2 separate regions of the Mus musculus genome follow, and region 2 is linked to region 1. The links are chromatin loops, found by intact Hi-C in ENCODE. Cell type or tissue: heart. All regions are shown on one strand. Each heading gives the region's core, and the rest is flanking DNA. Links, peaks and the distances in the headings are about the cores only.

Region 1 (4,389 bases), core at 267-4,266:
GGCAGGCGAGTTCATGAGGGCTCGCCCTCCTCAGGCTCAGCATGGACAGCATGACCTTGATCTCTCGGTGCCTTGTGGGACCCTGGCTGGCCATCCCACAGCAATGGAAGCTTATCCACAGTCAGCTGCATTTGTAGGCTCCAGGCAGATGGCGTAAAGAACAGCACACCTCGCCGGGCGTGGTAGTGCACGCCTTTAATCCCAGCACTCGGGAGGCAGAGGCAGGCGGATTTCTGAGTTCGAGGCCAGCCTGTCTACAGAGTGAGTTCCAGGACAGCCAGGGTTACACAGAGAAACCCTGTCTCAAAAAAATGAACAGCACACCTCGATAGGAATGGGAGGTATCCGGCTATCCACTCCAGAAGGTTCTGAGGTAGAAGAACCTCTTATCTCCAGCCCCACTCTGTCTCCCTGTCTGACACAGCAGGGTGTCCTGAGGGTCCCCAACTCCTGGGATAAAAGGGACCCAACGTGACTGAGAGAACACCAAATTTAAGATGCGTCTTATTTAAGATAGAGCCTCATTGGAGTGTGAGCCAATTGCTAGATGTTTTGTTTTAAGACAGGGTCTACCTCGCTGTATAGCTCTGGTGTCCTGGAACTCACTATGTAGACTAGGCTGACTTCAAACTCATAGAGATCTGCCTGCCTCTGCATCTGGAGTGTTGGGATGAAAGGTGTGTACGACGTTCAGCCAGTGGCTCGTCTCCGTGGACATCTCCTCAAAGGACAGGGTTTCTTGTTCTTATTCACTCAGAATAAAAGCTTTATCATGTGGAAAAGCACCTGCAAGATGGGACTTGAACATTCCTCAGCCCAGCCTCTTAAATCTATGCATTACAAAGTCAATTGCTCATCTGCAGGAGCTCTTGGAAGTCAACCATCATCTGTAAACTGACATACGGGGCATGGGGGTGGGTGAATCTTTTATCTGTATTTTTTTTTCCTTCTTTCTCTCTGAGAAGGTCTTAGTACACACAAGCTAGCCTTGACCTCATCGTGTAGCCCAAGCTGGCCTTGAACTTGACCCTCCTACTTCAACTCTCTACATGCTGGGGTTACAGGCATTTGTCACTTATATAACCCTGTATAACCCTTCCCTAATGGGGCCTCTAGGTACCCAAATGCTGGGACAGGGACATTTCTGTCTATGAGAACGTAACAGATTGGGAACACCAAGCACACAGTGGACGATTCCCACGCCCCCATCAGAGCCCTGCTTGCTGAATTCACCAGCCTTGATTCTCACACATTCCAGAGCCTGTTAGGAGGAAAGTCTGAATCCTCCAAATGACAAGAGTCAGCAAGATATCCAGGAGGGTGGTGCAGTATCAAGAGAGGGCATTTGCTGTAGGACTGGATGGGGCCACCGTTTAAAGGACTATTAGCCACAGAAGGTCAGAGAAGAATAGATGGGAGTCATTAAGGACCTTAGGCTCGTCTTCCCTTCCCTGGGTTCCTCTTTCAGGTTTGGTCAAAAGATGTTGGGCCCTGGGGCCCTGGGCGACACTGGATGGCCAGGCTGCTGGCTGGGCCCCTGTCTTCACCCTCACATCTCACCAGTTGAGGCCCTGCCTGGCCCTCCTTGAGGACAGGGGTTGCAAGAGACAGATCGGGATATATGCTAAAAGCACTTCAAATTTCTCCCCTGGCCTGACCTTTCTTCTGTCTTGGAGGCCAGCTCAGAGCTGCTCCAGCAAGGACCCCTGGGCTGAGGAGCCGCAGAGCTGCAGAGTCTCAGAGTCGCGGAGTCGCAGAGCCACCTCTGAGATGCACTGTTGTGTCACTGACTTCTCCCTTAGTTGTTTCATGACTTCATGTGTGTATTTTAACAAAGCAGCCAGGCGCTGTTATGAGACGCGTCCAGCAGAGGGTAGCAAAGGCTCTTGTTCCAACAAACTCAAGGGCTCCTGGCTCATGCGTGTTGCCAACAGAAGAAAGAGGGTATTGTGTTGGATCTGAGAGGAGCCACCTCAGCTCTTGCAGGACCAAAGGCCTGGGCAGCCTGACATCATCTCAAACAACCCGTGCCCTTGACACTTGAACACACAGCTGACCAGGGTCTCTGGAGAGACGTCGCTGTCTGGGGACAGCAAACAGCCAGTGAGTGCATCCTGGAACAGACTCTCCTCACACACAAGATTCCATATCGCCAAACACCGTGACCCCAGGCAGAAAAGCTTTAGGAAACTCATTGAATAGGAGTTCTTCTAACTGATAACTTCTCTCTCTTTTTTAAGACAGGGTCTCACTATGGAGAGGAGATGGGCCTCGAACTCACCTACCTCTGCCTCTTGAGTGCTGAGATTAAAGGCTTGTGCCACCATGCCCCTCCCCACCACTACAGACACTCTCTCTTAAAATATTTTTAGATGGATTTGCGTTTCGTGTGTGTGAGTATTTTGCCTGCATGTATGTCTTGTGTATCATGTGTGTTCTGGTATTTGTGGAAGCCAGAGGAGTCCCCTAGAATTGGAGTTACAGATGGGGTGAGCCTCCATATGGATGCCAAGAATCAAGCCTAGGTCTTCTGGAACAGTAAGCCAGTGCTCTTAATCCTGGAGTATTTATTAAAAATAGATCCCGGTTACTGCATATAATATATAAAGGAAAAGAATGTGCATTTTGTTTTATTCAAGTCTCTTTGGGCATGAGGAGGAAGATTGTATGACCAACTGGTCAAAGGAGATGAACAATAGCCCTGGAAACATAGTGGGTGCCTTATAGCCTCAGCCAGTGAACCTACAGGCCTGATTTGCATGTGACCACAAGATTGAGCAGGAAGTAGGAAAACATTGGGAAGAGAAGTCAGCCTACAGTGTAGATGACACTCAAAGCAGGTTTGGTGCCATGATGTTCCAAGATCCTCTCCCACATGACCCCTTAGGGTTGCAACCCGGCCTCTAAAGGATCTGACATTTCCCTATGCCAGCAGGCTCTAACCCTGCTAATGCTGCGACCCTTTAGTGCACTTCCTAATGTTTTGGTGACCCCCCACCCATAAGGTTATCTCACTGCTACTTTATAATGGTGATTTTGCTACTGTTATGACTCCTGATGCCAACACTTGCATCTGCTGATGGTCTTAGGCAACGTCTGTGGAAGGGTTGTTCACCACCGAAGAGGTCACGGCCCCCCATGGGTTGATAGCCTGTGCCTTCTGACATCATCTTCGGAGAATATCTCAAATGAGAGAATGTGTCTAAATCCAAAAGAAAAAAAAAGGAAAGAAAGAAAGAGAGAGAGAGAGAAGGAAAGGAAAGGAAAGGAAAGGAAAGGAAAGGAAAGGAAAGGAAAGGAAAGGAAAGGAAAGGAAAGGAAAGGAAAGGAAAGGAAAGGAAAGGAAAAAAGAGAAGCTTGAACATGAATTGTAAAACTCTAAGGGCGATGCCTCAGAGCTCCCAGCCCCAGCCCCTGACCTGCTCAGCCAAGCACTCCTTTGTTGCCCTCTGGCTATGCAAAGCTATCGCAACAGTGTATCCATTGTTTTTGGAAGGAAACTCGAGGCTTTTTTCCACATGGTCTTAAAAATATTTTATTGATCTGTGGAACTATACAAATAAAATGTCTGTATGGAAATTCTACTAAGATGTGTACTGGGTGGTGCATACATCCCCTAACATTTCAGTGCAAGAGAGCTTGAAGGTCCTCAGTGGCTGGTGCCTGCTTTCAGAGGGTTAATAACTCTGAAGACACCCAAACAAACAAACACACTAACAAACTAACAAACAAACCTGTTAGATGGGGAGAGTGCTTTTCACTTGGCAGAGATAGAGTGGTATTTAGCGACATCGGTACCACATGACGTAAGCAGAACCATCATCCACGCATGCCTCATTCATCCTACTTGGGGTTATACCTCACACGACCAAGACCCTTGTGGTAGTTTGAATAGATATGACCCCCATAGACTTATGTGTTTGAATTCATGGCCCATAGGGAGTGGCACTATTAGGAGATATAGCCTTCTTGGAGGGAGTGTGTCACAGTGGGGGTGGGCTTTGAGGTCTCCTATGCTCAAGCTCTGCCCAGTGTGGAATACAGTCTCCTTCTCTGCCTTTGGATCGAGATATAGAATTCTGGCTCCTCCAGCACCATGTCTGCCTGCACACTGCCATGCTTCCCACCATGATGATAATGGACTAAACCTCTGAAACTAAGCCAGCCCCAATTCAATGTTTTCCTTTATAAGAGTTGCCTTGGTCATGGTGTCTCTTCACAGCAATAAAGCCCTAATTGAGACAACCCTTTCCCTGGCATGAGGTGTAGGGTGGTCACTGGGACTGTGCACTGATGCCCCTGTGTCTCCAGTCACACAACAGAGGGAAGCACTGCCTTGTCCTCTTCTGGTCCACTAGGCTGTGTCACCAGTAATAGCCAGTGAGGTAA
Region 2 (4,389 bases), core at 286-4,285, 190 kb after region 1:
AGAAAAAAAAAAGTTGGGTCAGCAAGATGGCTCAGCTGGTAAAGGTGATTCATGTCACCCGAGTTCAATCCCCTAGATCAGTATAGCCCGAGGAGAGGACCTACTCCCACTAGCTGTCCTGATATGAAGAGTGGTACACGTGCCGGTCTACACTCATATATACATGCAGTAAATACAGTTTTCCAAGAATAACTGCTGGGGTAGGTCTATAATCCAAGCACTGAGTGGCAGAGACAAAAGCAGCAAGACTTCAAGGCCAGGCCAGGAATGGTAGCCCACACATTTAATCCCAACACAACTCTTGAGATCCAAGCCAGCAAGACCAGAACAGCCAGGGCAATAGGCCCAGTCTCAAAAACAAAAAGATCATCAAAAAAGTCCAAGGCTAGGCCTCATCTCTGCTGCATGATAAAGTTCCGACCCAAAAAAAACCCCAAAAAAATCAGTTCAGTTTAGAGAAGAAAGGCTTATCTAGCTTACGATTCCAAGTTACCATCCCGTCAAGGCAGCTAGTCATATCAGTCAAAAGCAGAAGAATGAACTAATGCAGTTTTAGAACTCACCTAGCTTTCTCTAACCTTCCACAGTCCAGGACCCCAAATCTGGGTCCGCTCATATCAATTAAGCTAATCAAGGCAATTCCCCACAGGCATGCCCACAAGCCAACCGGAACTAAATAATCCCTTGAAACATTCTTCCCAAATTACTTGATTGCGTCAAGTTGAGAAATTAACCATTACACCAACTTTGACGAAAAAGCTATGTCAAAGACCGTTTGGGATAGTTAAAAAGCAAGCCAAACAAAACAACATTTAATGAAACCAACAAGAGAGTTTCTGATTCTAAAAGGGAGTTAGAAAGATTAAAGAAAGATTAAAAGGCAAGCAACAGAGAAAGAATTTCCAAATCGTTTTCTGCCAAAGAACTAGTATCTAGAATCACTTCTAAAAATTAACATAGAAAGAGATAACTTTTTTTTTTTTTGGGGGGGGGGGTTGAGACAGGGTTTCTCTGTGTAGCCCTGGCTGTCCTGGAACTCACTCTGTAGACCAGGCTGGCCTCGAACTCAGAAATCCGCCTGCCTCTGCCTCCCAAGTGCTGGGATTAAAGGCGTGCACCACCACTGCCCAGCTAAGAGATAACATTTTAAAAGAGAGAGAGAAAAAAAAAAAACCTAACTAATCTTAACACTCAGGTGACAGAGGCAAAGGGGTCAGCACAAGTTGAGGCCAGTCAGGCTATAAATTATTTTAACAGCTATCACAAAAGTTGCGCCTAGAGGCATTCAACCTTGTGACATTGCGACATAACTAACCAACCACCTACACTGTGCTGATATGCATTCTTATCTATACTCGACTAGCAAGGCTGCAAATTGGGACACACCTGGAAGACCCGAAGCTCGGGAAACACAGGTCTGGGTAGTGACTGCCAACCACAAACTCTGCATGATAAAACCAGAATATATATTTCTCATCTGAACACCAGAACTGGTGCCACAAGCCTGGCTGGACTTCAAGGCCGGAGAGCAGGGAGTGTGGGAAACACTAAAACAGAAAGTTGTAGTCCTGGAAAGCAGGAGCAGACAGACCCAGACTGAGACCCTAGGACCGCCGGAGCGCGGTACCTGCCAGAAGCAGGAAACCCGAGCGCCCGTGCCAAGGGGACCCAGGTGGGCGCGGGGCCAGGGATTGGGGGTAGAGGGTCCGAGCTCACCGGAGGAGCATCGCCGTTAGCTCGCTCGGGAAGAGCGCTGCCCCGTCGGAAGCAGCGCTCTCGTCGAGCTTCGCCGAGAGCAGCAGCTGCAGCAAGACGCCGGCGCATCTGAAGGCCGCGGGGGATGCCGGGGGTAGGGTCGGCTTCAGCGCAAGCGCAGTGGCGCGGAGCAGAGCAACCCAAAGCAGCACCACCGTCGGATTCCCCAGCTCCTGCACCTTTAAACGTCAACTCCCGTGCGCGCCGCACTGACTTCAACTCTCCAGCGGAAATACGCCAATCAGAAGCGTCTTCCGGCTACTTAAAGGGCGGGGCCAGATAAAAGGGCGGAAGTGTGCGCGAGCCCGCCCCCAGGGGCCCAGCCCTTCCGTTGATATGGGTGGTCTGTGGGTTTTTTTTCGTGTGTTCCTGAGCCCACTGGAAGGAGGTGTTTGTTTTGATGGGCTTGGGGGACAAGGTTTCACTGTGTTGCCCTGGCTATTCTGGAACTCTCTTTGTAGACCATGTTGGCTTCAAATCAGAAATGTCCATGCCCCAGAGAACCTATCTCCAGTTCTCAAGCAGCCAGAACCATCAACATTCTTTGTTTGGAATTTGTCCTATGGCTGTCTAAACTGATGTTTGCCAGTTTGCTTCATGTTAGTGGCATGGGTCAGGATTTCCTACTTTGTTCATTGGGGTCACTGGACCCTTAGGCCACTGTGATGCCAAATTTAATTTGAAAGATGCAAACTTATTTGTAATTCTAATTCTAGTTTAGGCAGCCTTCGTCCCACCATAAGATAGCTGAGCAGATGGAAAGGAAGATACGTCCTTTCCCCTCTGAGCAAGATGGCTGGGGGATGTTACCAAGTTGACACCACTTTCACGTGAAGTTATCAGCAGACAAGCTACAATTAATATTGTTACAACTGGTCATGGAGCTCATGGGAAGTCCACCGTGGTGAAGGTTATTTCTGGAGTTCACACTGTCAGATTCAAAAATGAGCTAGAAAGAAACATTACCATCAAGCTTGGACATGCTCATGCTAAGACTTATAAACTTTGATGACTCAAGTTGTCCTAGACCAGATCATGTGGAAGCAGTACACCAGATAAGTTTCCTACATACATTCTGGGGGCCAAAGGGAACTTCAAATTAGTCAGACATGTTTCCTTTGTTGACTGTCCTGGCCATGATATTTTGATGGCTACGATGCTGAACAGTGCAGTAGAGATGGATGCAGCTCTTCTGTTGATAGCTAGTAATGAATCATGCCCTTGGCCCGAACACCTGACTGCTGTAGAAATCACGAAACTCAAGCATATTTTGATCTTACAGAATAAAATTGATCTGGTAAAAGAAAGTCAGGCTAAGGAACAATATGAGCAAAATCTCGCATTTGTGCAAGGAACGATAGCAGAAAGGGGCACCAATTATTCCAATTTCTGCTCAACTGAAGTATAATATTGAAGTTGTCTGTGAGTATATAGTGAAGAAAATACCAGTGGCCCCAAGAGACTTTACTTCAGAGCCCCATCTCATTGTTATCAGTCCATCTGATGTCAACAAACCTGGCTGTGAAGTCGATGACCTTAAGGGAGGTATAGCTGGTGGTAGTATTCTAAAAGGAGTGTTAAAGGTATGCCAGGAGATAGAAGTCAGACCCCGTATTGTCTCCAAAGATAGGGAAGGAAAACTCATGTGTAAACCAACCTTTTCCAATATTGTGTCACTTTTTTGGGGGAAACATAATGATCTTCAGTATGCTGCCCCAGGTGGTCTCACTGGAGTTGGAACAAAGATCGGCCCCACTGTGTGCTGAGCTGGTAGAATGGTGGGACAAGTGCTTGGTGCAGTTGGAGCGTTACCTGAAATATTCACAGAACTGGAAATCTCCTATTTCCTGCTTAAACGTCTTCTGGGTGTACGTACTGAAGGAGACAAGAAAGCAGCCAAGGTCCAAAAGCTGTCTAAGAATGAAGTGCTTATGGTCAACATAGGATCCCTGTTGACAGGAGGAAGAGTTAGTGCTGTTAAGGCTGATTTGGGCAAAATTGTTTTGACCAGTCCTGTGTGTACAGAAGAAAGGAGAAAAAATTGCCCTTAACAGAAGAGTTGAGAAACACTGGCGTTTAATTGGTTGGGGTCAGATAAGAAGAGGAGTGACCATTAAGCCAACTGTAGATGATGACTGAAGACTCCAAGTTAAACAATGCCTTGGGAAAGAGTTGGAATTTCTTTTAATAGCCTATGGGGTATATTTTCAAAACAATACTAGAAAGAATTAATTTCCTAGCTCATTATCTTACTACTAGCTATCTATGTTTATTCTTATATTTTGGCCATGAAAATGTGACCTCTACTATTTTTTCTTTTTATTGATTTCTTGTTTGACATCATGTAGCCCCATCCCACTCATCCCCTCATATCCGACCTTTGCCCTTGCAACCTCCTCCAAAATAAATAACACACAAACAACACAAAAGAAAGAGAGAAAGAAAGAAAGAAAGAAAGAAAGGAGAAAAGAAGAGAAGAGAAGAGAAGAGAAGAAAAGAAAAGAAAAGAAAAGAAAAGAAAAGAAAAATACAGAGGGAAGATCTAAAAGGAAAAAAGCAAAAGGTAGAAATAAGATTGGTCTTGTCTGTTTGGTTTTTGTTAACAAAATCTCTTTTGTTGTTGTTGTTTTTTGT

The links. A loop is a pair of places that touch in the nucleus more often than their neighbours do. Peaks named below come from ENCODE experiments on the same cell type or tissue, not always from the same donor. Only the 100,000 strongest peaks of a DNase experiment are listed, where the experiment ranks them.
Region 2: a loop joins it to region 1, with 2.7 times the contacts of the local background. A loop is called at or near these places in 1 of 42 quality-filtered maps.

What each region holds. Positions count from the first base shown.
Region 1 is chr15:76,153,604-76,157,992 of GRCm38, reverse strand. No RefSeq gene overlaps it. Among named protein-coding and RNA genes, the nearest start is that of Gm35087, 23 kb to the right of the region's middle. In heart, for the core only: a CTCF peak has its summit at 1,862 (motif pointing right); a DNase peak (open chromatin) is centred at 1,872; H3K27ac peaks cover 1,029 bases; H3K27me3 peaks cover 705 bases.
Region 2 is chr15:75,966,732-75,971,120 of GRCm38, reverse strand. It overlaps Zfp707 (zinc finger protein 707), which reads right to left and starts at 1,998. Exons shown (of 4, transcript NM_001347040.2): 1 at 1,717-1,998. The coding sequence starts at 1,824. It also overlaps the pseudogene Eif2s3x-ps1. In heart, for the core only: a CTCF peak has its summit at 2,040; a DNase peak (open chromatin) is centred at 1,980; H3K4me3 peaks cover 1,313 bases; H3K27ac peaks cover 1,134 bases; H3K27me3 peaks cover 496 bases.